4 separate regions of the Homo sapiens genome follow, and regions 2, 3 and 4 are each linked to region 1. A link is a contact called in ENCODE Hi-C data. All regions are on one chromosome and are shown on one strand. Each heading gives the region's core, a stretch centred on a gene start or an enhancer-like site at or near the end of the contact. The rest is flanking DNA. Distances are from core to core; before and after follow the strand shown. Region 1 holds the start of ELK1 (ETS transcription factor ELK1). Region 2 holds the start of PPP1R3F (protein phosphatase 1 regulatory subunit 3F). Region 3 overlaps OTUD5 (OTU deubiquitinase 5). Region 4 holds the start of HDAC6 (histone deacetylase 6).

What was found. A loop is a pair of places that touch in the nucleus more often than their neighbours do. Pooled maps may share reads with other maps.
Region 2: a map of naive thymus-derived CD4-positive, alpha-beta T cell shows a loop between it and region 1 (8-fold over the local background). The contact joins the promoter of PPP1R3F here to the promoter of ELK1 in region 1. A Hi-C loop is called at or near these places in 3 of 168 maps with a recorded cell type or tissue (B cell, endothelial cell of umbilical vein and naive thymus-derived CD4-positive, alpha-beta T cell), 4 of 37 single-sample maps with no recorded cell type and 10 of 50 pooled maps.
Region 3: a map with no recorded cell type shows a loop between it and region 1 (5-fold over the local background). The contact joins the enhancer-like site here to the promoter of ELK1 in region 1. A Hi-C loop is called at or near these places in 2 of 37 single-sample maps with no recorded cell type and 7 of 50 pooled maps.
Region 4: a pooled map shows a loop between it and region 1 (21-fold over the local background). The contact joins the promoter of HDAC6 here to the promoter of ELK1 in region 1. A Hi-C loop is called at or near these places in 6 of 37 single-sample maps with no recorded cell type and 15 of 50 pooled maps.

Annotation. Positions count from the first base shown.
Region 1 is chrX:47,646,760-47,653,743 of GRCh38, reverse strand. ELK1 (ETS transcription factor ELK1) reads left to right here and starts at 3,181. Exons shown (of 7, transcript NM_001114123.3): 1 at 3,181-3,321; 2 at 3,718-3,823. UXT (ubiquitously expressed prefoldin like chaperone) reads left to right here. Exons shown (of 7, transcript NM_004182.4): 6 at 1,600-1,663; 7 at 1,849-1,948. The coding sequence ends at 1,902. RefSeq lists a silencer at 2,997-3,406 and a cis regulatory region at 2,738-3,718.
Region 2 is chrX:49,267,115-49,274,098 of GRCh38, reverse strand. It overlaps PPP1R3F (protein phosphatase 1 regulatory subunit 3F), which reads right to left and starts at 4,306. Exons shown (of 4, transcript NM_033215.5): 1 at 3,226-4,306. The coding sequence starts at 4,229. RefSeq lists a silencer at 4,031-4,270 and enhancers at 4,971-5,020, 4,718-5,217.
Region 3 is chrX:48,936,433-48,943,416 of GRCh38, reverse strand. All of the region lies in intron 2 of OTUD5 (OTU deubiquitinase 5), which reads left to right. Among named protein-coding and RNA genes, the nearest start is that of OTUD5, 18 kb to the left of the region's middle. RefSeq lists cis regulatory regions at 1,173-1,709, 848-2,048, 2,463-2,963, 2,138-3,288 and enhancers at 2,853-3,112, 4,243-4,292, 4,303-4,802, 5,684-6,457. Within about 2 kb of position 3,661, at least 6 of the 41 ENCODE cell types and tissues checked have a DNase peak (open chromatin) inside an H3K27ac peak, as active enhancers do.
Region 4 is chrX:48,798,253-48,805,236 of GRCh38, reverse strand. It overlaps HDAC6 (histone deacetylase 6), which reads right to left and starts at 3,170. Exons shown (of 29, transcript NM_006044.4): 1 at 3,095-3,170; 2 at 2,452-2,574; 3 at 2,238-2,366; 4 at 2,021-2,109. The coding sequence starts at 2,544. RefSeq lists enhancers at 2,519-2,598, 3,229-3,742, 3,589-3,858, 3,980-4,811 and cis regulatory regions at 4,570-4,616, 4,319-4,819.

The DNA.
Region 1 (6,984 bases), core at 1,932-4,431:
GGAAACAAAAAAAAACAAAATCTGCCCTCATACAGCTGACATTCTAGTCAGGGGAGACAAACAATAAACAAATGAATGATGTAGTATGTCAGATGTTGACAGTGCTATGGAGAAAGCATATCATGGAGATCAGAAGCATTACCTGCAATGGAACAGTCATGATTTTAAGAAGAATGGCTGACTGGATGTGAAGTGTGAGAGAGAGGAGCCCAGGTTTTTGGCTGAGCAACTGGAGGGATGGAGTTGCCATTATCTGAGATGGAGAAGTTAGGGGAGGAGTAGATTTGGAGGGGAAGGTCAGGAATTTAGTCTGGAACCTGTTAAGTATGAGGCACTTATTAAACACTGAAGTGGATTTTTAGAAGATGTCATTAAAACTAGTCAAGTTCAGGAGAGAGTTCTGGGCTAGAAATAAAAATGTGGGAGATATTGGTATATACATGGGTTCATACTACTTTTTTTTCCAATTTAACATCCTATCTTATTGCTCTCTGCTTTTCCAACAGTATTTAGTTTCATTTACCCCTCAAACTGACTCCTACATTGACAGCACAATAAAATCCACATTCCTTATTATATTAAGACCCTGTGTGATCTAACCTCTTCCTATCTCTTGGACCTTGTCTTAGGCCACTTTCCCTCCCCACTCAATTTCTAACACTCTGACCTCACTGCTTCTCAAACAGCTCTTTGTTGCCTCTTGTCCTTTTTGTGGAAAAGGCCTTCCTACTGCTTAACCATTAGGCATTCTTCGATTCCTTCTCATTCTTCATTCTTGAGAAAGGCCTTCCTTGACCCTTTATATCAATTAGGATTCTTTTGGGCGAGATCTGATCCAAACTGGCTTAGAGAAAAGGAGTCAACTGACTGGTTCATGTAATTCAACCTCCTTCCTCTGCTGCAACCTTCCCTTGGCTCCCATCTCACTTAAGGTCAAAGCCAGGGTCCTTACCATGGCCTTGTAGGCTTCACACAGTTTGTCTCCCTCATTACCTCTCTGACCTCACCTCTTACATTCCCCCTTCACTTATTCTTCTCCAGCCAGAGTGGCCTCTTTGCTGCACCTCAAACATGCCAGGCACACTCCCACCTCAGTGCCTTTGTGTTTGCTGCCCCTTGTGTGTGGAACACATCCTCCATATAGCCACACTACTCAAAATTCACTGTCTTTAAGTCTTTACTCAAATGCTTCTCCGTGAAGCCATCCCTGAGCCCTCTTTAAAATTGCAGCCCCCCACTCCTGTACTCCTTATTGTCTCTCATTTTTAATTTTTGTTATTGTAGTTAGAACCATCTGACACATAGCTTTTATTCCATTGGTTTTTTGTTATGTCTTTCTTTACAAGAATTTGAAGTCCATCAGGCCGGGAGTTTTGTTTGTTGTGTTTGCTGCTATCTCCCAGTGCCTAAAATTGCCTGGCATACAGTAGGCATTTAATAATCTTTGAATCAGTGAAAACCAGATGGTGGCTTGGCATTTCCACATAGGAATGAGCCAGGTGGAAATCATCCAGGATATAAGTAGATCTTGAAGTGATAAGGAAGGGTCATCATAATCATGTGGGGCCCATTTTGCCCTTTCTTGTTTCTTTTCTCTAGGCTCAGCAACAGCCTCACCAAGGACTCCATGAATATCAAAGCCCATATCCACATGTTGCTAGAGGTGAGAGCAGCTCACCCCACTACCAGACTCTGTGTTTAGGGTGGTGACCTGAAGAAGGAAGAGAGCGAAAGAAGGGAAGGACCATCTTTCCCTCTAAACTGGAGTCAAGGGAGGGAGGTCAGAGCAAGCCTGGGGGCGTAACCCAGACCCAGTCTTTGTTCAATCTCTTCTGTCCTCTTTTTCAGGGGCTTAGAGAACTACAAGGCCTGCAGAATTTCCCAGAGAAGCCTCACCATTGACTTCTTCCCCCCATCCTCAGACATTAAAGAGCCTGAATGCCTTTGAGTCACATGGCCCTTCTTTTTCCCCATAAACCCTGCTAGTTGCCACGGGGGCCTGTTCCTAGGGCACAAAGTTACTGAGAGACCCAGAGATCCAGTCTCTCTGTGGAACCTCCAAAATGCCCCAGCAGTCCTGCCTCCAGCCTGTTGCCTGGCAGTATTTGCCAGTTGACCTTATGCACTGCCCTCTCTTCTGTCATCTTGGCAACCTGGGCCCCCCACCTCACCCTTTCTTCCATTCCTTTTCCTAGACGCCACCCTTTGAATTGCCATAGAGAATGGGCCAATTCATGGTGGAGGTTTGTTCATTCCCACAACAATCAAAGGGCCCTAAGGTTTACGCTTTCACACACCCAATCATTCCCCAGGTACCCCAAATTACACCCAAACCCTAACTCAGCCCTACCTTGTCTTAGCCCCTGCTTGTAAGTGTTCCAGCTTCCAATGGGCACAGACCTGGATCCCGCTCTCCCTAGTCGGGCCCCTATTCTAGGTTGAGTCCAGCCACCGCCAATCAATGCAGAGCCAGGTTCCTCCCCTTTTTAACTCTGGCCGCAGTTCAACCCTGCCCTCTGAAAGCATTTCGTTTCTGCCACTCAATGCTCTTTCGTGTGCCTGACAGCCATCCTGCCCTCCTACCTCCGCTGTGTTCTAAATTCGTCTTTACCCAGCTCTATGGTCTTGTCTAACCGTAGAGCTGCCCTGCCCGCCTACGCGGAGCCCAGTCCGACCCACTCCCGCCGGCTGCTACGCCCATTTCTATACAAGCCCTGCTTCCGCTGAGCAGCATGGCGTGCGACACCGCCCCCTTGGTGTTTTGGCAGGGGTCTAGAAGTCCCTCGTCCGCCAATCAGAGAAAAACAGGGCCACCCACCCCCGTCCTTGGGGGCTGTCTTCCATCAATCCCATGTAAGCCAATCAGTGTGAGGCAGACCCCCGCCCCCCCGACACAGGCCCCGAGCCTTTTCAGTTGCTCACAGTCCGTCAGTCCTTGAGCCAATCGGCGTGGAGCACCGTGAAGGCCGAACGCGCCTCCTCGGGACTCCAGGGGCCGTGAGCGTTCCATCATTTCCCCTTACGCCAATCACGGCACAGCTCTGTAGGGAAGGGCCCGTCCCCCAACCCCTCGAGGCCTTGCGGCCGATTAATAGCGCTTTGGCCAATCAGCGAGCGGCGGGACATTGGGCTCCTCCTCCTCGGGCCCACGTGAGCTGTAGGGAAACGCAGGGGCGGCTTCTAGGTGCTGCCGCCGCCACCGCCACCACCACCTCCACCGCCGCCTCGGAACCCAGGCCTGGGGGGCGGTGGGGCCGCGTATGGAGCCCCCGCCCCCCGGAGCTGCCAACATTGCCAACGCCACCGCCACGCTACACACAGGTGAGCTCTGGGCCTGGAGGGTGGAGGGCCCAGTCCGTGACCCCACGTATCCTTCCCGCCCCCGCGCAGAGGATGTGGCTTGGCCGGTGGCCTGCTGGTGTTCGACTCCCCGCCGCCACCACCACGGCTGGTGGACCTGCGTGTGGCATTGCTCAAGCCCTTCGTCCCTTATAGTGGATCTGACCGTGGCCTAACCTCCCCCTCCCGTTGTATAATGGATCGGTCTGCGTGCTTATGTTTTTCCCCACGCCAACTTAGGGTGGACTCGTCCATAGGCTTTCCCCCTACCCCTACCCCCACCCGCCCCCCACCCACCCCCACTTATAGGGAGCTAGCCTGTGACAGTGTTCAGCCCCCTTAATAGTAGGTGTATCTGAGTGTTTGGATTTCTCCTAGCCTCAACTTTCAGGAGACCCGTCCGTGGCCTTATTTATTCCACCCTTCCTGTACATCGTAGCGAATCAATCCGTGGCGCCGCACTCCTCCGCATCCCTCTTTAACAGTGAGTCTACCTGAGTTTGTATTCCTGCCTCCTCCAGTCCCCCAATGCATCAGTCCATGGCTTTTTTCAAAACCACCCCCCCCCCCCACCACCACCACCACCATTTTATAGTGGATCAGTCTTCATGTTTGGATTCACGTCCCTTTAGCTATCAGTCCATTGCCCTGTCTCCTCTTTTTCGTAGACTGTCGCTCTAGCGCTTGGGGTTCTCTCCTTTTTAATAGTGGGTTAGTTTAGTGCTTTACATCTCCCTATTTTCAGTAGCTCAGTCCATAGCCTTTTCCCTCTCTGCTTTGAATCAGTCTGTGTGATGGCTTTTCTCTCCTCTCACTGTGGTGCAGGAGTCTGTAAGGTTTTCTGCTCCCCTTCCCCTCAGACGATGAGCCTCATCACCCCTCCCTTTGCAGTGGATCTGTTCATTGGCCTTCCTCCCCCACACCCCTGTATGCTTGCACAGTCCCCCGCATACCCTCCCGTGAGTCCAGTGCTTTGTAATTGGGGGAAGATCGGCCGTGTACTTTCAATTTCCTTCTCTTTTTTTTTCCCTTCCCAGAAGAGAACGTGCTGATCCTCTTTTCCTTGTGATGGAGCACTGTACGGCCTTCCCTGTCCTCCACCTCTTAATAGTGGGTCAGCCTGGTCACACTCGTAACCACAAAGACGTTCTGCCTCACTACAATAAGTGAATACATTAGCGCCAGTGATGATAGTAATGCCAATAGGAGCTAGCGTTTATTGAGCACCTGCCGTATATCAGGCAGAGTGTTTCATATGAATGAGTTCCTTTAATCCTCACCACAACCCCATGAGATAGGTAGTGAGGGAATTGGGCCATAGGGAGGTTAAATTCCTTACTCAAAGGTGGCCCAGGAAGTACTCAGGACACAGGATAATTTTTGAGGCTCCCCTCTTAGATCTCATCCCACCCCACGTGAGGCCTCAGTCCTTAAAAACCAAATTAGTTCTCACCTCCAAGCTTTTGTTCTTGCTGTTCCCTCTGCCTGCAGAGCAGTCTTCATTCCTCACCTTCTCTCAGCACCCACCCACCCCCCAATCCCAGCAGCTGTGTGACCTTAGATGAGTGATTTAACCACTTCCTCTCTGTGCCTTTTTCTTCATTTGTGAAATGGGGGATCAGAACTAGAATCCCTTCCAGTGTAAATAAATATTAACTGTGAATTAATGGTAAAACAAGTAACCTTTCTAGCATTACCGCCTATACCTTCCCACCCCCTTACTGTGCTCCAACCACACTGGTTCCACCACACAGCTCCTCAAACATAGCAGGCATGGGCCAGCCTCAGGGCCTTTGCATTGGCTGTTCTTTGTGCCTTGAACACCACCCCCAGATCTCTGCATGGTTCCTTTCAGCACTCTGTTCAAATACCAACCCCCAAAGGATGTTTACCACACTGTGGTGTGTGGAATGCAGTATAAAAAGATACATGTATGAAAGATGTTTCTAAGAATGCCAGTTTATATATGAGTAAGGGTTTTCCTCCTTTTCAAAAGGATGTGTTCACAAGACTGAGGTACGTAATATGCTCTGTAAAGGCATAGGTATAAAAGCTGTTTCTAAGAGTGCTAGTTGTATATGTGAATAAGGACTGTGTTGTTGCATTGAAAGAATGTGTTCACAAAACTGTGGTGTGTAGCTGGGCACAGGGGTGTGCACTTATAGTCCCAGCTACTCGGGAGGCTGAGGTGGGAGGATAGCTTGAGCCCAGGAGTTCCAGGCCAGCCTGGGCAATATAGCGAGATCCCTTTTTCTGAAAAAAAAAAACCCAAAAAACAACCACTGTGGTGTGTGTAATACACTCTCTTAAAGGCACAGGCGTAAAAGATGTTTCTAAGAGTGATTTGATTTTGTTGTACCTGGGTAGTGTTATTTCATTAAAGGTTGATTGTCACACCATGGTACTTAGAATATACTATACAAAGGCACATGTATAAAAAAGAAGTTCCTAACAATGCTACTTGTAAAAACAAAAAAAGTCAACCCCTCCCTGACCATCTGAAGCTGCACACCCAGCAGGGCTCAAGCCAGGTCCCTGATTTGTCCCGTTGCCCTTTATCACTGTCTGACACACTGTGTGGGTTACTTGTTTGTTGTCTGTCTCTCCTCATTAGAATGTGAGTCCCATGAGGACTCAGTTTTTGTCTGCTCATTCACCGCTATGTCTCCAGCAACTGAAAATGTACCAGGTAAACAGCAGATGCTCAATAAGAATTTATCCCATGAATAAATGGGAAAAAGATAATTTGAGACACCAGTGTAGGGGTCACATGAGGAAGAAGAAGGGATATGAGAGCTAATTAGTTGGGACTGTTCCTGCAACCAACCTTTACTGAGCCCCTTGTGAGTACCAGGCACTCTTCTAGGTGCTGGAATATGGCAAGGAACGAAACAGGGCGAAATATTTGTGCTTGTGGAGCTGACATTTATTAAAAGTTGGGGAGGCTGGGCACGGTGGCTAACACCAGTAATCCTAGCACTTTGGGAGGCTGAGGTGGGTGGATTGCCTGAGCTCAGGAGTTCAAGACCAGCCTGGGCATCACGGTGAAACCCCATCTCTACTAAAATACAAAAAAATTAGCTGGGTGTGGCGGCGTGCGCCTGTAATCCCAGTTACTTGGGAGGCTGAGGCAGGAGAATTGCTTGAACCCAGGAGGCGGAGGTTGCAGTGAGCCAAGATTGCACCATGCACTCCAGCATGGGTGACAGAGCGAGACTCTGTCTCAAAAAAAAAAAAAAAAAAACCCAAGCTGGGGAGACAGACTATGTGAACAAAATAAATAAGTAAAATTAGCATAATAGACAAATGCTGAGAAGAAATAATGAAATAGGGCAGGTAGGAATCGAGTATTGGGGGTGGTTGAAATCTTAGGCATAGGGAAGGTGACTCTTGAATTAGGGCCTCACGGTAGAGACGGAGAGAGCCTTAATGTCTACGGGAAGAGCATACCAGGCAGAAGGAAGTGCCAGTTCAGAGGCCCTGAGGTGGGATGGTGCCTGCCATGTTCAAGGAACATCAAGGCGGCCAGTGTGGCTGGAGCAGAGTGCGGGGAAGGGTAGAAGGTGAGGTCACACAGGTGATGGGAGCCAGATAGTGCAGGTGATACATAGGATAGGATTGCAGGGGCAGGGGGAGAAGGATGAC
Region 2 (6,984 bases), core at 3,057-5,556, 1.6 Mb before region 1:
GTACTCAGTGAAGTGCCTGGCGAAGAGCAGGGGCTCAGCCAGGTCTCATACAACAAATCCTCTGTACTCCATCCCACAAGCCCTGTGACATCTTAGGACCACTCTGCATCTCTTTCCCTGCTGGAACCTAGCACTGTGCCCAGCACACAGTAGGCAGTCAATAAATGCTTGTCGATGAATCATCTCTAAGCTTTAGAGTTACCAAATGCCTGGTCCAGCAACCCAGGGAAAGCAGCCATTTGGGTTTCTGAACTCTATCCTGATGGCTACCACGGACTTCTCCCATGCCCTCACCTGATGTGGCTGTGCTCAGTGCACAGAGGGCCTACAGCCAACATTTCCTCAACAGGAAGCCCTCTGATAGGGCTCCCACAGGTAAGGGATATACCCTGAGATCCTCCGCCATTTCCCAAGAGGGCTAGGTCACAAAGGGTGGCTAGTCTTCAACAGTGCTGCAAGTCACTGGCAGCACACAGGTTCTAAAACAATAATATGTTGAAATGTACTCACCAAGAAAGCCACCGACCTACAAAGAAACCCTTATCGCTGATCTTGCAATGAGCACCAACCTCCCCTTTGCAAGAGCTGAGATCGAAAGATAAAGAAGCTATCAAAAAGCCATCTGCCCACTTAAAATAATATCACAAGTCATGTTAGGAACCACAGACCTGGGGCCAGATACCAAAACAATTGTCTGAACAGGCTGCTTCAATTTCTCCTTAAAACCGCCCATGTATGTTAAAAGAAAAACACCCTCTCCACCCACCTTGGCCCTGCAAGGTTTTGATTTCTCTGTTCTCTGCCTTTCACACTCTTTAAAATGACCAAACTCCTTTACCCAAACTGTCGCATCTTACAGACAGGGTTCCCATGACAGCCGGCGGGGATGACAGCTTGGGAAAGTGATAGAAATGAAGGTAGCTCTGGGGTACTGGACCTGCTCAGTATCTTCATCTGGGTGGTGGCTACACAAGTGCATACATATGTACAAATCCACTGGGCTATACACAGAATATCAGTACACTTTATGTAGGTATACCTCGATAAAGCAAAAAAAAAAAAAAAGGTAAAAGGAAAGCACGACATGCTGGGAACACCAAGAGTGAAATCCAGAATTTGCCCTGAATCATGCCACGCTTTCTAGAGGACCAGTTTAAAAAAAAAAAATAGAAAAAAATAAATGTCCCTAGCATTTCTTCCCTGGCCCTGTCACTCACTAGCTGAGAGGCTTTGAGCAAGCTGGCTCATCTCTCTGAGCTACCTGTCTCCCCTCTACTAAATGGGGATAATCATAGCACCTACACAACACAGCATGCACAGCAGGCCTCACGGAGAGAATGGATCTGATGTTCATAGCACAGAAATCAGTAAATGCTGGCCAGTTATCTTTTGCAGTTACCACCATGCTTCAGTTACCTTGCCCATGTTTGCTGCATTCAATCCAACCATGCAAAGTGACTGTCATTTCCCTTAGCAGAGAAGGAAACGGAGGCAAGGCCACACAGCTGATGGGCGGAGCCGAATTTAGGAGAGGAATCCAGGAAACTGTAGGTGTGGCTCCCTAAATACTGACACTAGCTAACACCTGTATGATACTACTTTGAGCCAGACTCGGTTCTGAGCACCTTTACTCTTATCCCGTAAAGTAGATGCTATAATTCTGTTTTACAGGTGAGGGTCCTGAGGCATGGTGTAGTTAAATGCGTTGGCCAAGGTCACAAGGCCAGTAAGTGGCAGCGCCAGGATTTGAACCCAGGCAATCTATGCCAGAATCCACACTCTTAATGCTGTAAGAAAAACCATGCTGCCTGCCCCCTTTAAATGAAGTCTCAGATTATGGTGGGGCTCACAGGTGGGTGAGTGGGTACCTGCCTGCCTGCTCAGTTACCCAGGCACATCTGCCCACCAGACCGGAGCTAGACCTTTCTGAACCACTCACAGCCTAAGGCCTTACCAGAACCAGCAGAACCCACAAATGTCTTACTGCAGCCAGGGGCTTCTGACCAAGCGTATACATACAAGGTCCAAAAAGCATTTTCCCATTTCCATTCCCAGTCCTCCCAGGAACAGGGAAATGTATACATTTTAGGGAGAATCTAGTGATCCTGGGCCAGACTTAGGTGACCGCAAAAAGAATCAGGACTAGCTGCTGCCCTTAAAGAACTCATAGCTTGATAGAGGAAACCTAGGGAAATCTTCTGGGGCCCCCTGGGGTATAACTGATTATTTCTCCCTGTCCCTAAATGATCACAGGTGGTGTGGCAAAAAAACAAGGGACAAAAACTTCAAGTCCAGTACCCATCTGGTTCTGTCTCTCTGCTAGAGCCACTGCTTTCTTGTGAGAGCATGGGCTCAGCCCCTCGCCTCCACAGGACTCAAAAGTAGATTACAGCGTTAACAGTAGAGTGCACAGGCTTCAAGGTCAGGCATGGGTGAACTGGAAGAGCCAGGTGCCATCACTGCCTCAACCAGTTTCTCCACCTCTGGAATCCTGGTTTCCTGCTCTGTCAGAAAGAGAATCTGCTCTACCCCCCACTGGCAAAGCCCTTGGTCCACACTATGTCATTGCAGTTCTCTCCACTCCAGCACACTGCTGATCATTCACACCAAGCTCATTTCCACCCCAGGACCTTTGCACTTGCTGTTTCCTCTACCTAGAACACCCTTGTTCCATATATGCACATAACTGTTATTCATCATCCAGGACTTAGTTTAAATGAAACCTCCTCAGAAAAGTCCTCCCTGTTCCTTTTCCTACAAACTCTCCCCCACCTCCCCACCGTATCTGCATAACTCTTCTTTATCATCATTCGGGACTCACCTCCTCAAAGGCCCTCCCTTTAACAGCATGTCTGACACAGTCATTCCCTCCCAATCTATCCCCTTACTCCCTTCAGCAGCTAACTTTGTCCCTATTTATCCTATCTGCTTGCTTGCTTGTTTTTTCAAACTGTCTCCCATAGGAGCCTGTATGAATCCTTGAGGGTAGGGTAGATGTCTGTCTTGTTCAGGGCTTTACAGTGGAACTCAATAAATGGAGGAATAAAACCCCAGTTAAAACAGTGCCTAGCACGTGTTTGACCTCCATCACTCTTTGACTGACTGACTCAATGCACCCTCCTCCCTGTCCTGGAGAGCAGGCCTGAGGGGTTCCTGGGCCGGAATGCTTGTCCTCCATCCCAGACACAGCCCTGCGTTGGCGGAGGTGGCGCTGGCTGACATTACCTGCGCCTCACCGGCTTCATGCAGCTCTTCAGCTGCCTGGCCTCAGCCTCCACGGGACCCTGGCACTCGGGCTGTGGCTCCAGCTGCGGCAGCTGCTGCTGCTGGGGCAGCCCTTCGGCATCAGTGGGTGTGGGAGCGGGTGCGATCCGGAGCAGGACTGTGTAGTTGCGGCCGTGGTTGTTGGCCCAGAAAGTGCCCTCAGGGGTCTCATAGCGCACCACGAAGTCGAGGCGCGCCCCATCGCCCGCGCCCTCAGCAAAGGGCAGCTGGAAGGCAAAGCGGTCGGTGCGGCCGCCGTCGTCGGGCGAGGAGGCGGATGCCTGGCCGGGACCCAGGCCGAGCCCCGGATCCAGGATGGGATCTCCTGCTCCTGTTCCTCCCGCTCCTGCCCACGGCGGGCTGCGCGGGACGTAGCGCGCTGGGTGGTCGCAAAAGGAAGCCCAGCCGTCGTGTGAGGCCCGCACGTGCACCGCCTTCTCGAAGGAGCGGTTCAGCACGCGTACCAACCCGCGCAGCACCGGCGGGCGGCCCCCAGGCACCCACACCCCGGCACCCCCGGGGACCGCTCCGGGAGGCGGCAGCAGCGCCTCCAGCTCCACCATGACGCGCCCCAAGCGCTCCAGACGGCCCGGCGCGGGCGGCAGCGAAAATGTGGGGACCAGGTAAAACCCCCCGCCAGCGGGGACGGGGCACAGCGGTGAGGGCTCGGGGCAAGCCTCCTCTTCCTCCTCCCCTTCATCCCCATCCTCGCCATCGTCGTCCTCGTCGGCCCCGCCGCCGCCGCCGCCATCTTGCCCGGCCGCCGCCGCCATCTTGCCCGCCCCGGGCCCGCCCCACGGCCGGTAGCGGCGCAACTGCGCCAGCGGCAGCCCCAAGGCCTCGTCGGCGAACAGCACCCTCCGCGGGGCCACCGCCGCCTCGACCGAGGTGCGGGGCTCACCCGCGGCCGGCGAGGGGGGCGCGGAATGCCGCAGCGGGGGCTCCACAGGGGCCGTACGCGCCATATCGGCGGCGGCGGCGGCACCGACGGCACCGGCGGCGGGACCGGCGGGGGCAGGGCCTGAAGGGGCGGGCAGCCAATGGGAAGGCCAGCGCGGAGGGGTACGGCTCACGGGGGCATAGGCGGTGAGATGAAGACAAGTATTGCAGAGGGCCAATGGGCAGCCATGCACGGATGACGTACAGCGAATTGAGAGCCGGAGAAGCACGCAGCCAATGGGGATGCCCGGGAGTGGGCGGTGTAGGGGGCGGGATGATCGAGGAATCAATGGAGAGGCCGGAATGGGGGTGGTGCGAAATCCATGATGAAGAAAACAGAAGCAGACAGCTAATGCGGAAGTCTGAGCGAGAGAGGCATGTGGGCGGTGGGAAAAGTGGAATGGCTACAGGCGATGAGGGCAGCCGGGAACGAACGCAGAGGCCCAAAAAGTGGGAGATCCCGCGGGTTGCGTAGGCGGTGGAACGGTAGCTAGAGAGAGAGAACAGCCAATGGAGAGCCACGCGTGGGATGACGACAATGGCTGCAGCGAGCCAATGGGGAGGCTTGTGAGCGTGCACTGCGGCTTCGAAGGGGTGGTGCCAAGGTGGAGCTAGCCAATACGAAGGCTAAAAGGAGACCAAGAGGCGGGTGTGTAGGGAGCCGAGCCAATGGAGGTGGAGGCTGAAGGCGGGAGCGAGGACGAGAGCTGGCGGATAGCCAATGAGGGAGCCAGGGTGAAGGCGTAGAGACCTCAAAGGACAGTACTAGTATGGGATGAGCCAATGCCGAGGCTAGATAGTGCAGCGGGACGGAGGGAGGACTTGGAGGCAAGATGGGGAAAAAAGCAGAGCCGACGGGGGCAGTGTAGGTGGTGTGAAGGGAGGCATGAGTAGCCAATAAGGAGGCTGGAGAGGAGGACGCTGTGTAGACAGAGTCTGAGGTATTGGGTGGCCGGACAGCAGAACCATAGAACGCAGGCAGCCATTAGGAAAAATGTGCTTCTCAGGGATGGGGTTACCCTCTCCCTAACCCTCCGTGACTCCCCATTGCCCCAGGAATACCCAGAGCCCCTGAAGGCCTAGACCACACCTTGGTGTGTGAACTAGGAAAGTGAAAATGACTGTCCTGTTGCAGTTAGTTACTTACTGGGTCCTCCCTGCCCAACTACAACCTTTTCTTGAGCAGTGCCACAAGCCAAGAATGCCCCTGATTGTTAGCCGCAAGCACTCTCCAGGACTTGATACTATTGTTGAATGAATGGCCGAATAGGAAATTTAACTTTCTGAAGGATTCACTTTTTTAAATTTCAGCTCAGCAAACACTGACCTGACTGTGTGCTACCAGAAGTTGATTGGGCATATGGGTAGCTTCTGACTAATGGAATCACAATCAAAGCCCTGTCCTTCTTGCCCAACCTGACACTCCACACCCCACAGGGGCCTCACCTCCCTTCTTTCTGTCCCCCCATCTCTGCTTCTACTGTTCCCTCTCCCAAGAGTGCTGTTCCTTCTGCTGCTTCCATCTAGTAAACTCCTTTCGCTCTCCCTTTGGGGTCTCACCTTCTGTGGGAACTCAACTGCAGCTTTTGTCCGCTGAACACATCCATTCATACATTCCTTCTCCATCCTGGGAAGATTTACTGAACACCTACTGAGTGCCAGGTTCTGAGCATGCTGTTATCTCATTAGAACCTCACAGCATCCTAGGAGGGAGGTGATCCTTCCAGCAGCCCCTCTCCCCAGGTCTCCATGTTCAGGATGTCCATGAGTTAGAAATGAATATGTTCAGCTGCAAGTAACAGAAAAATCATAAAATAATGGGGGCTTAAGCAAGACAGAACTTTATTTTTTTCTCACCTAAAAGTTCAAGCTGGCAAATAGTCCAGGGACTCCTTCCTGCCCACCTGGTTTGGGCATTGTCTGTCCCGATCTGGCTCCAAGACTCTCAGTCTTCAACAAATCCTTTTGGCTGTCTATTAAAAATATTTACCAAATCCATCCTCTTCTCACCACCTCCACTGCCAGCACTATCACCAGTCACCTAGACTACTGCAGTAGCCAGCTCCTTGCTGGTCCCCTGCTTCCACATTCAGGCCCTAGACCCCATTGTACACTCAGCATTCAGGGGCTTCCTGTTAAATCCTAACACGGTTTGTGTTTCTCCTCTGCTTGCAACCCTGTCATGCCTTCCTCCTCACTCAGCGTTGAAGCCAAAGTCCTTACCATGGCCTACAAGGTCCTGCGTGGTCTAACCTCCGAGTCCCCTTTCTGACCTCACCTCCAGCTTCTCTTCTTGCTCTCTCCACACTAACCACACCAGCCCCCTTGTAGACCTTGAACAAATCAGGTACATTCCCACCTCAGGACCTTTGCCCTGGCTGTTTCCTTTGGAGTTCCTCAGATATCTAGCTGGCTCCCTCCCTCATCTCCTTCAAGTCTTTGTCAGAGGCCCCTGTCTCTGGGGACTTTTCCTGACCCGTTTAATCTTGCCTACTCACCCCCAACTCCCAGCCCTCCCAGTCTCCTTCCCGAGAAGCCCTCCATGAGAGAGGATATAGTCCAGTATAGAGGGGAGGTAGCGACCTCTACCCCTCTCTGCCCTCCTGACCCCAGCCCCCATTCTGCAAGGATCTTGGCTTTCAGCAGCCGTAGCATTTCCCTCTCACACCCTGGGCCTGCCCAAGGGGCCAGCTCACATTCTCGGCCACCATCCTCACTTCGTTTGCCTCCTATATCTCTGGCCACTCTCTTTCATGGAGTGAGTGACAGTAAGGGACAGAT
Region 3 (6,984 bases), core at 2,412-4,911, 1.3 Mb before region 1:
TATGTTTCTCTGACAGATACAGACTTACTCTCTTCTTTTTAACATAATCAAAATGCCATTACTGCACCTAACAGAATTAATAATGCCTTAATACCATCTGTTATCCAGTCTGAGTTAGATCTTTGAGGCCATTTTGGCTCTGAATCTGTGACCCAACAAGTAGTTGTGAGGTCCTGTGCTAGGGTGAAGGGGAAGCTGGGAATGTGACCTGATCCTCCCTGTGGTTCTCTGATATCTACCAAGGAAAAGTGCCCTCTGATAGGAGCTTTGAGCTGGGAGTCAGAAGACCTACCTTCTAGTTCTGGCCCTGACTCATAACTGCTGTGACACTTGGCCTTGGTCTTCCCGTCTGTGAAATGGTGTTGATTCTCAATGCCTCTTTGAGTTCCTTCTTGGTCTGCTATTCTCTCCGTCTGTGGGTACCCCCCATGTCTACTGGTGGGCTGGGGTGTTTTAGGCTCCATCCCTGGCTGCACAACTGATTCTTGGTATGACCTTAGGCAAGCAGCTCTTCTTTCCTGAGGCTGTTTCCTCATCTGTAAAATGGGGCTAAAAGACCCTAATGCTGTAACGATTTAATGAAGTTGCTTTGGTAAATCCCTTTAGTGCCTGACACATATAGTAGACCCTCATGGAACAGTAGCATTTGTAAAACCCAGATGCCATTTTCACTGGTGCCTCAGAGTCACATGTGTTTGTTGAAAGGGTGGAGTGAATGGTCTCCTCTCTATTCTGCCAAGCAGAAGAGGCTCAGGCAATGGGCTCTATTGGACTGGGAAAAAACTTATCCCTCCTACCCCTCTGGCTCAAGTTTGTGTTTTCCCTGGGATGTTTCCCAGAGGAAGAGCTGGGTTTCGGGGCATCTTGGACAAAAGAAAGGCAAAGAAAGAATAGGTGGGGGCCTGTTAGGTGCTAGGCCCTGTGTTGAGACCTCAGGCTAGATGTGGGGTAAGCAGGGCTTCTGGTGGAGTTAGGATTAGAGAATGCAGCGGGCATCTGAGTCTTGGGCAGTCATTGAGGGTAAGCCTTGGGACTGGCTAGTGAGGACCTGGCTTGTGTAGTAACTCATATCAAGAGCCGTGTGTGTGTGTGTGTGTGTGTGTGTGTGTGTGTGTGTATCTAGCTAGCTGTTCTCTGTGTGTGTGTGTGTGTGTGTGTGTGTGTGTGTGTGTATGTGTGTGTGTATCTAGCTAGCTGTTCTCCCCAAATACCCCCGACCCTTGGGGCTAGCTAGTGAGGACCTGGCTTGTTGTAGTAACTCGTATCAAGAGCAGTATTTGTGTGTGTGTGTGTGTCTATATGTATCTAGCTGTTCTCCCCAAATACTCCCGACCCTTCCTCCCACTGGGGCCTTCAGTAAGGGGCCTCTACTTACAGGAAGAGCTGACCAGGGCAGGTTGAAGGCCTTTCCTTATCGGCACTATGGCTACACATTTCCCCTGACTGGGCTGCCTTTGGCTTTTCTCTGTAAAACCTCAGAAGTCCTCTGGCCTCTCCCCCGAAGTACATGGCCCTTGGTCTCTAGACCTTATCTGGAGGTTTCCTTGGTGCAGAGTGCATAATACATGTGCCTGGGAAGGGGACTTTGTCCCTGGGCTTTTTGCTGCCCCCGTTTCCAGCCTCGCCTGGATGGGGACAGATGGCAGTCAGCTTAGACTGTAGTGTGAAGCCCTACAGGCTGACTTCCTGCCATGTGTTGAATAGTGGAAGGAACGTGGAGCAGAGAGTTGGAGTTGGGCGGGGGCTGCAAACATAGAGGGCACTGTTTCCTTGACCCCTGCTGTGTGCTAGGCATTCAGCTGGGTGCTTCAGGCTCACTGCAAAACTTGGATCATTATCCCATGAGACAGGTGAAAAGATTGAAGCATAGAAAGGGAAATGACATGCTCAGGGCCATTAGCCAGAGCTGGCCTGGGAACCCAGAGGTGTCCAAAGGACACGCATTCTTTTTTTTTTTTTTTTTTTTTTTTTTTTTTTTTTTTTTGAGATGGAGTCTCCCTCTGTCGCCCAGGCTGGAATGTGCAGTGGCGTGATCTCGGCTCACTGCAACCTCTGCCTCCCGGGTTCAAGTGATTCTTCTGCCTCAGCCTCCTGAGTAGCTAGGATTACAGGCGTGCACCACCACACCTGGTTAATTTTTGTGTTTTTAGCAGAGATGGGGTTTCACCATGTTGGTCAGGCTGGTCTCAAACTCCTGACTTTGTGATCCACCCGCTTTGGCCTCCCAAAGTGTTGGGATTATAGGCATGAGCCACCGCATCCGGCCAGGACACATTCTTTTTATGATCCTAGGATCCTTAGCTTCTTAGCTTGGTTGTCAACTGGCTGGATGACCTTGGCTGTGTTCCTTGACTTCTCTGGACCTTACCTCCTCCAAGTAGGAGCACGTGGCCCTCTGTTGTTGGGAGTCTTGAGGCAGGTGGCTTTCTGCCTTCTGTTCCCCTGGATTATCTTCCTATAGGGTCCTACCATTTGCTTTAGAGACTTCTGAGAATTGCCTACTCCCCAGGTAGCTGCCTGCCTGCCATTGGTTCCCCTGAGTTAAGCAATATCCATTGCTTGCGCTCAGTTCTCTCCCACCTCCTCTTATTGGGGATTCATGAGCATCATTGAAGGCTTGGGTGGAGTGGAGGTGGGAACCTGAGCCTCAGAGGTATCCTGTGGCCCACCCTGTCCCTGTTATGCTCAGATAACCTCCTCCTGGAAACATGACTCTGCATCTCTCCCTTGCTCCCTCCCTCCATGTGGCTTTGACTCAGCAGAAACCTCTAACCCTGACCAGGGTCCTGGTGCTAGCTTCTGTGGGCAGAGTGAAGGCCACATGGTTGTTTCTACATGGGCCATGGGGGAGTGGCAAGGGCTGTGCATGTTACCACGATGAGGCCCAGAAACATTAGCTAGGCCCACTCTTCTGGGCCTTTTGGTCTTGGAACATCAGCACTAGGAGGGATGGATCTGAGATCAATTTTGATTGTTTTATAAATGGGGAAACTGAGGCCTCAAGAGAAAGCCAAGACCCTACCCTATCTAGGTCATACAACCAGTGTCAGAACATTGGTATTTGAGGTTGAACCAGGCCACAGAAAGAAGATTCCCACGGGCCATTTCCTGTACACCAGCTTCCTTCAGCCTCTCCCGTGTATCCTTCAGGTTTCTCATCCTTGCAGTGGGAATCCTTGAGCAGAGGAGCACACATCTCAGGAACCAGACTATCCAGTGGGATGAGTTCTGTCTCTCCCACTGAGGGTATGCTAGTTGGGGTAGTTGGGGCTACAGACCAGGTCACACCACAGCTGCTTGACAGGCAAGTGAGACCTTTGTCCTGGCTCATCTCCTCAGGAGATTGGTTCTCAGTGGGGCCAGGGTTCCCACTGGACCAGGAGGGTAGTGGGGAGCAGACCAGGTCCCTGTCTCCCTCTGCAGCTGTGTGTACACACGTTAGTGTGGTTTGTTTTTAGGTTCCCTGTAGACACCTAGCTTCCTTTTTTGCCCTTAGCGGAACTTGCTGTGGCTCTTCTGGGAGGCAGGCAGCTACCTGGGGAGTAGGCAGTTCTCAGATGTCTCTAAAGCAAATGGTAGGACCCTATAGGAAGATAATCCAGGCTCTCATGTCTTGCTTCTTAACATAAATCTGGGTACATTATTGGTTACATTACATTAGTTACATAAGGACTTCCCCCGGGCAACAGAGGAGAGAGGTTGAGGCTAGTCTGTTAGAGCTCTTGGTTATTTCCCCTGCCCTCCACCTACCCTGCCAGAGGCCAGGAAGGAGGTTGGTGGGGTAGGGGGTCCCTCAGTTTATAGAGCCTCACATCTTCAGTCTTTCCTGAAGTGGCAAGGGCATCTACTCATTGAATGTGATAGTTCTCTGTTGTGGGATTTGTTGGGTGAGCATTTGGCCTCAGGGAGCATCTTTGGCAGTCTCTGCTGTATGTGTATACACATGTGCATTTCTATACTGGTGTCTCTGTGTGTCCAGAAAAAGGAAAGAAGTGGGGTGTGTATGGGGAGGGTAAGGTTCATATTGGCCTCTGTGGCCCTAGGGAGAGATGCAGCCCCTGATATCTATAATCTCTGCCCTCTCCCATGCCTTTCCTGGGTTCTAGCTGATTCCTGCTTGTGCTGGTGTGGAAACTGAGGCACACAAGATCAGGTCCTGCCCCAGGGAGTAAGGTGACTAAGATGGTGGCTGGATTGGGGTGAAGGTGGTAATATCAGCTGGGGCCAGCAGTTACCCTTTGAGAGCCTGGCCTCCCCTTCACTCCCCCTAAATCTGTGATCCCAGGCAAGCTTTGCCACATTTCTGTGTCTCCTGGGTAAAGTAAGAGTGTTTTGGTAAGGATAGAATGAGTTGGAGTGTGAAAAGTCTTTGGTGTGGGACCAATTGTAGTATTGTACTGAGGATTTCTGAGCCCTGTTTGAGATGGGAACAGAGGTAGAATGGTGGGGGACCCCCTTCCAGCTGGCCTCTGGGAGGGGAGAACAGGTGCAGATTGCCCACAAGTGCAGCGTCAGCAAGAGGAGGAGTTTCAGTTTCTATCAAAACAAGTTCTCTGAATTCCCCTACCTCTGCAGGTCATCCCCCCAACCTCAGACCCCTCCACAGGGAAGTCAAGCCTGGCCCCCAGCCCTGTGTGCCAGCCTTCTGGGAAGAGGAGGGCTTTCTGGAGGACAGAGGTGGAGCTAGGAAAGTCAGAAAAACGAATTCTTTTTTTTTTTTTTGAGACAGAGTTTCGCTCTTGTTGCCTAGGCTGTAGTGCAGTGGTGTGATCTTGGCTCATTGCAACCTCCACCTCCCGGGTTCAAGCGATTTTTCTGCCTCAGCCTCCCAAATAGCTGGGATTACAGGCATCCACCACCCTGCCTGGCTAATTTTTTGTATTTTTAGTAGAGATAGGGTTTCACCATGTTGGCTCGGCTGGTCTTGAACTCCTGACCTCAGGTGATCCACCTGCGTCGGCCTCCCAAATTGCTGGGATTACAGGCGTGAGCCACCACACCTGGCCAAAAATGAATTCTTGTTGAGTACTTCCTATGTGTTTAGCTCTGTGCTTAGATGCTTTTCCTGCCTTATATTATTGGAGAAATCCTTCTATTCTCCCTTGTTGGGGTAGTACTATTGCTGTTTTCCTTGGTTTGGAGATGTATATTTTCTTCCACGTTAATGATTCCAAACTTAGGGTATACCTTATAATCAGTGTGGTGTGTTTCCCCCCTCAAAAGCTGTGATTAGGTACATGTTATACCATATCACCTATCAGTGCCATCATAGGATTGAGGAGAGAAGGTGGTATTTTACATTTTACAGATAAGTAAAGAAGTGTCATAACTCGTCCATACTTTAGGACCCTGTTTTATGAAGCCTGTATTGTTAATTCGATATTAATTTAACTGCTGAAGTTTTGTTAGAACTAACGGCCTAGAGGTAGACTTGTGGACCTTTGGTTTCGCTAAAGGTAGAGAGCCAGGAGAGGACATGCATCCTAGGTCTGCATTTGGGGCTTTCCTCTGGCTGAGGAATTGCAACAGAAATGAGGAAGGGCTTCATAAGTGGTTATGGCAACATTCTGGCTGACTCGTGGGTAACTAGCATATGAAGGAATCATTGTCGTCATGACAAATTGTGTTCCTGTTTCTTGACCACCTACTGTGCCTTAGGTGCTTGGCAAACCTCCTGTGTAGTTTTGACAACACCCAGCAGATGGAAGAGGAGTTACTGTCTCCACCTTATGCATGAGGACATTTCAGCTTAGAGAGGTTAAAGGCCTTATCCATTGCTACACAGCTAGGAGGCAGCAGAGCCTTTCTGCCAGGCAAAGGGGTCAGTGGCAGAGAAATGGGACCCTCAGGGGGTTTTCCCCCAGATCCCTTCCCTGTTCCACAGTCTCCTCTCTTTCCCCATTTTCCTGCATCTGGCATCTAGCTCTTGAAGATAGAACTCCCAGGCCTGGAAATGACCGTTGACCTTTCCATAGGAGATGGGCTTTCTCCAGCACCTCAGCCTATCTCTCTGAGCCTGGCCAGCCAACCCCTATTTAACCCCTTCATTCTCATCTTTGTTCCTGTTTACTGCAGCTGCCAACAGCACTGCCTCCCAGTACCCCAAGCTCAGTCTACAGAAATAGCTCCCCAAGTAGCTCACTGTGCGGGCTCTGTGGTCCTGGCTTCTAAGAAAGGCAGCAGCAGGGGGCCCCCAGCCTGTGCGCAGGACATGTGACTTGCTGGAAATGCCGCTGGGGAGGGCGGGGGAGAGTGTGGCCGCAGAACCCACATCCTTGTTTACATTGGTGAAGGGGCTACCCCCCTTCCCGCCTTCACAACCTCCACACCCCCTTACCCTTCAGGTCTCTTCACCTCCAAGAGGACTGGAGACAAACATGGGCCCTATTTTCTATCTCAGAGTAGCCTTTCTCACAGAACACTCCAGGGTAGGAAGGGGAAGGCAGGGAAGGTGTTCTTCTGACAGTTCTTCAGAGAGGTAGACTGACAGGGAAGAACTCAGGAGTGTTCCTGTGTGACCTGACCCTAGCCCCATGCCCCAGGGAGATCCCATCAGAGCAGTGGTCCTCTGGGGAAACAAAGGGAAATTCCCAAAACCAGTGGAAATCAGACTTGCATGATCTTCAGGCCCACTTTAATTTCACAGGGAGAAGAGCTCCCTGGCTTACCCAGCCTATCCATTTGCTCAGTAAACTTTTCCTGATTTCCTTTACTGTATCGGGCCCTGAGCTGGGGGTGGACTTTGGTGTGAACTGCCCTTTGCCTTCTGTGGGAGCCCAGTGTGGTCGGGCAGAAGTCTATGCACACCTTTGATAAATCTGGTGATAGAGGTGTCCTGGGTAGTGGGGAACTGTATTAAAGAACATGTTGGGCCAGGCGCGGTGGCTCACACCTGTAATCCAGGCACTTTGGGAGTCTGAGGCGAGAGGATCGCTTGAGCCCAGGAGGTCAAGGCTGCAGTGAACTATGATCGCGCCACTGCAC
Region 4 (6,984 bases), core at 1,921-4,420, 1.2 Mb before region 1:
GCGGCATCTCCTCGGCCTCCCTGCTTCGACCCTCGCCACCTCAACGGTCCTTTCTGTGCATAGCAGCTAGACACTGGTTAAAACCCTAATCAGTTCATGTCCCTTCGAGGCTCCCATCCCATTCTGAGTAAAAGCCAAAGTATTACCCATGCCCAGAAGGCCCTAAACAATCTGTCCTCCATCACCTCTCTGACCCCATCTCCTACCCCTCCCTCTTTCCTTTGCTTCGCTTCACCTACACTGGTCTCTTCCCTGGTTCTCAGTTGAACCAAATACTCTTCAGCCAGCCCTAGAACTTTACTCTAGCTGGCCCCCCCACCCCCGCCTAGAATACTCTTCCTCCAACTGTCTCCATGACTTACTCCTTCACCTCTTCAGATCCCTGCTCAAATAGTGAGGCCTTCCCTGACCAGCCTATTTAAAATTGAAGTCTCCTCCACTGTACTTTCTCCTACTATCCTCCCTTTACTGCTTCTTCATAACACTGCTCTTTCTACCACAGTGCATCATTTACTTTTTGTTTATTTATTGTCTGTCTTCCCCCTTTACCCTGAAGACACAGGCTTTTGTTTGTTTTGTTTACTGCTGTATCCCTAGCTCCTCAATAGATGGTAAATAGGTATTCCATAAAAGAAGTCTTTTTCCCATAGTAAGTTAGTCTTAGGTTGGGATAAGGGATATAGATATTAATTGGTAAACACACAAGTATGATAATTAGCAAACAATGTCATGGGCTAGGAAAATAAGATCAGGTATTGGGGTAGGGTTTGGCCAGGCAAAACCTTCTCTGAGAAAGTCTCATTGGGATGTGAAAGGCAGCTGGAAGAGTAGAAGACCGAAAAGAATCTCTGGGAAAGGGGTTGGTCAGGGTACAGACCAGAGGCAAGAGGGTGCCTGGCATGTTGGAAGAACAAGGGGAGTAGTGTGGGCGAGAAGGATTGGCTGATGAGGTCACAAAGTGATGTGGAGCCAGATCATGTGGAACCTTTGAGGCCAGGATGAAAAATTTGGACTTTACCTTGAGGGCAACAGTTTGCCCTTAAAGTACTTTTTTTTTTTTTATTTTTACTTTTTGAGACAGAGTTTTGCTCTTGTTGCCCAGGCTGGGGTGCAATGGCACAATCTCGGCTCACTGCAACCTCCGCCTCCCAGATCAAGCGATTCTCCTGCCTCAGCCTCCCAAGTAGCTAGGATTACAGGTGTGTGCCACCACGCCCAACTAATTTTTGTATTTTTAGTAGAGACAGTGTTTCATCGCGTTGGTCAGACCGGTCTCGAACTCCTGACCTCAAGTGATCCACCTGCCTTGGCCCCCCCAAAGTGCTGGGATTATAGGCGTGAGCCACCATGCCTGGCCTCCTTAAAGTATTTTAACAAAGACATCAACTCATACATATTTTTTTAGGTTGCTGCATGAACAGATAATAGAGGTGAGGTTGGAAGTAGGGGACCAGGGAGGAGGCCTCTGCAAGTCTAGGTGAGTGATGATGATGGTGGCAGTGGAGGTGGTGAGGAGAGGTCAGATGGTGAATATATTTTGAACATATAGCCAAAAGGATTTGCTGATTCTTTTTGAAAAGTAAAGCAAACGGGAGGTTTCATCCTTCTGTTTCAGTACAAACGTCTCTTCCTCTATAAAGGCTTCTGGGAAGCCCGGATACTAGTTTAGGATCCTCTATTATACACCCTTGAATCCCCTGGTCTTAAGTCTGTCTTCATTAAACACCTCATACTGCTGTTGGCTGTTTAATGATCTGCCCTCCTACTCATCAATCCGCTCCTAGAGAAGGACCCCTGTCTGTTGTTTGGTACATTTGTATCACCAACTCTTGGCACACAATAGGCACTCAATAAATGTTTGTTAGCTACATAAAAGAACCCTTTCAAGTGTGAGCCCTACCTCCCCAAATCATCTGCTTCCAGTATCCAGGCTGGGGTAAGAAAAGATTTATTCTTGCTAATGGGCTCTAAGTGTGTGTATTTTTGTGGTTTGGAGACAGCCTGGAGGACCCAGCCTCACCTGTCATCCCAGAGGCAATGGAATTCATTTAACTGCTCATCCAACACCAAGCCAGTGCCAGCCAGTGCTTCAGCCTCAAGGTTCAGATCCTGCAGAGGAAAAAAAAAAGGAGACACAGATCCATTTTAGGCCCTGAGTCAGAGGGAACTGTCCAGGGTGGGGAACCTTTGGGTTTTGATTGTCATACGAGGCTAAACTGCAGCCAGGCCCTGCTCACCATCCCTTGCAGTCCCACGATTAGGTCTTCTTCCATTGCTTGGCCGAGCTTCTTCATTTTGCCTTTCTTCTTTACCTCCGCTAGATTGGGGATAGAGCGGGGAACGGCTCCCTTTTTAATATTTCGCTTCTGTGAATCAGAGAGAAGGGTCAGAGTCCAGGGCATGACCAACTTGCTCCCTCTCCCCCTCATCAGGGCGGGTCTAGGGCCTCACCGAAGTGACACTGGAGTCCTGAGGGGGCGACTGGGGGTTCTGCCTACTTCTTCGCTGCCTGGTTGTGGTGGAATCCTGGCCGGTTGAGGTCATAGTTGAGGAGGCTTGGCCCCTGCCGCGGTTCTGGGGGTGGGGGGAGGAGCGTGGGTATGTGAGGGGGCTAGTGTGCCCTGAGGACCCCACCTCTCTGCCCTTTTCCAGGCTCCGCCCCCTCTATTAGATTCCATTCCTTACGCGATCTGATTCTCCACAGCCTTCCAAACTCCGCCTCTCTCAGGCCTTCTCCCTCCACTCAGGTGGCCATTCTACCCGGCCCCGCCCGGCCCGCTAGACTCCACCCCTTTTACACGATTCTCTTTCCCTGGTCTTGCCCTTTCACGGAGCAATGAGCCCCCGGGCTCACACAGTCCGTCTTAGGGCCTGCCCTTTCCAACCAATCACCGCCCCTTCTACTCTCCTAAGCCCCATTCCCAGACCCTCTAAGCCCAGCCCAGACCCCATTCCTTCACGAACCTGCCCTTTCGGCCTATCTCCCGGGATAATCACCCACCCTTTCACTCAGCCGGCCCCGGCCCCGACCCCGGTTTCGACTCCACCCTTAACGATTCACTTAACTCCACCCCTTATCGGGCCGGACCGGTACCTTCCACTCCGCCAGATCCCGCCCCTAGCGTTTCAACCAGCCCCGCTCCTCAGGGGACTGCCCCGTTCCTTCAACCAGCTCCACCCCCTGCCCAGACCCGACCGCTAACGTTTCGCTAACCCTCTTCAGCCAGTCCCTAGCCGCCTTCGGTCGGCCTCCGCCCCCTTCCCGCCTCCGCCGTCGACGCGCTGTACTCACCGCTCCACTCATTGGACGCAGCCCCTTTCTCAAACTCCGCCCTTGGCTCGCTCCACCAAGTTTCTGGCGACCTGTGGGGACGCGAGCGCTCAGGCTTTTCTTTTCCATTGGGCCTCGTCTCTCGACTGCCCGCCCAGATCCCGCCTCCAGAGGGGACCGTGCCTCAAGGCCGCGCCCCTCGCGCGAGCCACACCTCTCGCGAGCTCACAAGCGGCGGGGCGGTGCGTCGGCGTGCTACGCCAGCTGGGCTGAGCCACACCGCGAGCTCACAGGCGACGGGGCGGTGCGTCGGCGTGCTACGCCAGCTGTGCTGCGCCTACGTAAAAGGCAGGCGCCGGCGGTTCCCGACAGGGCTGCGGTGCAAGCTTTTTCTTGCCTCGGCTATCGTCGCTGTCGTCCCGGATGCCATAGCCGCCGCCCCTCCGTCCCTGTCCAGTCACTTAGGAGCCCTTCGGGTCGGCGGTGTCTGGAGAGCAAGCAAGGAAGCGAGGGAATTAGGAAGGGGCATCTTACCTTTTCCCCGCGACTTCCCGCGCGACGCGCCGTGATGACGTAGCGCGGGCGGGCTGGTTGTGGCTGGGCCGAGAGCGAGGTTGCCACTGGACGTTGGTGGTGGCGGCCAAAATAGGCGTGGTGACGATGCTAAATGTGAGGATTTTCCGAGTTAATATTCACTATGGTGGTACACAGGAAACACTGGCCGAATATTAGCTATTAATATTCTGCCGCAATATTCTGAGTGGAAGGAGTCTTAGTGGGGGCAGGGAATGGTAATGATAGCAAGTATTATGTGACAGGCATCGTTGTAAACCACAATTCTATGAGGTAGTTCCCATTATTAAGGCTGCTTTGCAGATAAGGAAACTGAGGTTACGGGACTTAACCATGTGACTTTGGGCAAGTTGCTGAACAGTTCTGTGCTCCGTTTCCTCATCTGGAAAGTTGTGATAATAATAGTGCCCAGGGCCAGAATGGCCTTGAGGATGGGAGTTCTCATGGGCAGCAGCTCTCCCTATCTGCCCCCTCCAACGGGTAACCACTGCTCCCAAGCAGTAATAGAAAGTGTGTGTGCGTCTGGGGAGCTGTCCCTAGGCACCCCCTCTCCCCCGCAACTCCCACTCCATGTCTAAATGTCAGCTCTGCAGGAGGCCGGTTTGTCCTCCTAATCTCCCTGTCTCATTCTCCACCATTTCCTACCGGGCTATAAGCTGGGACCGGAGAGATAAGCAGTCCGGGGGTTCTGCATCAGACTGACAGATTGACGGTCTCACCGCCCAGTAGCTTTGCCCTCTGATCCTCTTGAAGATGTCCTGCCGCCTCTTCCCTCTCACCCCTCCTACGTGAACCTATCTTTTGTCTCAGCGCAAAAGAGTTGCAGACCTAAGACCTTTAAACCCCTACACTCACCAAAGAAAACACATACAATGATAACACACTACAAAAAAATTCTAGAGTTCTGATACCTGCAGCCTGATAGAGTAGGGAGTCTTGCAAAGGGTCAAGGCCCATTTTTCTGTTGGATCAGAAGAGAGGTTTCTGAAGAGCAGGGGTCAGCAAACTTTATAAAGGGACAGAGAGTAAACATCTTAGGCTTTGCAGGCCACATACGGTCTCAGTGGCATTTTTCTTTTTTTCTCTTTTTAAAAAACAACCCTTTAAAAATGTAAAACAGCCCACAGTCTGGCTTTGGCTTGAATGCCATAGTTTGCCGATCTGTGCTGTAGTGTCAGGCCTTGGTCTCTATCTGGCTGGTATTCTTTTGCAGGATTGAGGGTAGGGGCCTTTTTTCCTAAGGAGAGGTATTCCTTTTGTGTGAGGTGTGTGAGGACAGGGATTCATGGGCAGGGTCAGGTCACTTCTAGTGTACCTCTGGTGGGTCATTCCAAATGTTCCTGGACAGAATGAGGACAGGGATTCCTATGGTTTCTATATTGTACCTTTACTGAATCAAGCAGGGGTTTCTAGAGAGCTCCAGACTATGGGTTCCTGTTCCTGTGCAAGTTAAGGATTAAGGTTTTGTTTTTTTGTTTTTTTGTTTTTGTTTTTTGATACAGGGGACAGGGTCTCACTCTGTTGCCTAGGCTGGAGTGCAGTGGTGTGAACACGGCTCACTGCTGCTTCAACCTCTTGGGCTCAAGCTGTCTTCCTACCTCAGCCTCCCAAGTAGCTGGGACTACAAGTGCATGCCACCATGCCTGCCTAATTTTTTTTTCTTTATAGAGATGGGGTCTCGCCATGTTGCCCAAGCTGGTCTCAAACTCCTGGACTCAAGCAATCTGCCTGCTTCAGCTTCCCAAAGTGCTGGGATTACAGGTGTGAGCCACCATTCGTGGCCAGGATGGGGCTTCTTAGACCTATGTTATGACAGCTTCCTACAAAGAGATCAGGTGGGCCAGTACTGGGTCACAGGTGTTTCTGTATAGGTTCAGAGCTTGTGTTCATATAGACAGTGAGATCAGGTGTCTAGATTTCGGTCAAGAGATTATTATTGGCCAGGCAGAATGGCTCACACTTGTAATCCCAGCACTTTGGGAGGCAGAGGAGGGCAGATTGCTTGAGCTCAGGAGTTTGAGACCAGCTGGGCAACATTACAAAACCCCATCTCAATAAAAAACACAAAAATTAGCTGGGTGTGGTGGTGTGCATCTGTAGTCCCAGCTACTCGGGAGGCTGAGGTGTGAGGATCGCTTGAGCCTGGGAGGGGAGGCAGAGGTTGCAGTGAGCCGAGATTGTGCCACTGTACTCCATCCTGGGTAATAGAGTGAGATCCTGTCTCAAAAAAAAAAAAAAAAAATTACTGGCCAGGCGTGGTGGCTCACGCCTGTAATCTCAGCACTTTGGGAGGCCTAGGTGGGCAGATAATTTGAGGTCAGGAATTTGAGACCAGCTTGGCCAACATGGTGAAATCCCATCTTTACCAAAACTACAAAAATTAGCCGGGCTAATACACCTGTAATCCCAGCTACTCAGGAGGCTGAGGCAGGAGAATCTGGGAGGCGGAGGTTGCAGTGAACCAAGATTGCACCACTGCACTCCAGCCTGGGCGACTCCATCTCAAAAAAAAAAAAAAAAAAAAAAAAGGAGAGAGAGAGAGGGGGAGAGATTATTATTAATTAGGCTAAATTATCCTAGCTGCTGTAACCCAGAATTTCAGGGGCTTAACGAATAAATGTTTATTTCTTGCTCATTCAAAAGCCAATCTGAATATTTACTACTGTTCATTCATGGACCCAGGCAAACTCTATTTTGTGACTCTGTCCTCCTCTAGGTCCTTGGAGTTAGTTGGTTTTCAGTTGGTAGACAGGGAAAGAGAGGAAATGGAGGATTGCATGAGAGATTTTTATGGGTCAGGCCTGGAACTGGTATATGTCACTTTTGCCCATACTCCATTGGTCAGAACTCTGTCATGTGCCCACATCTATCTGCAGAGGAGGCTGGAATAGGTAGAGTGAGCTCAGGAAGAACAGGAACAGGTCTCAATGAGCTTATAGCAGTGTCTGCTATAGGGTTCCGTAGACTCCACAGACCTATGCTGTCCTATATGGTAGCTACCAGCCACGTGTGGCTACTGCTCTTGAAATGTGGCCAGTCTAACTTGAGATGATGTGCTATAAATGTGAAATGTACACCAGATCACAAAACTCAGTATAAAAAGTTTAAAATAGCTCAGTAATTTTTATATTGATTACATG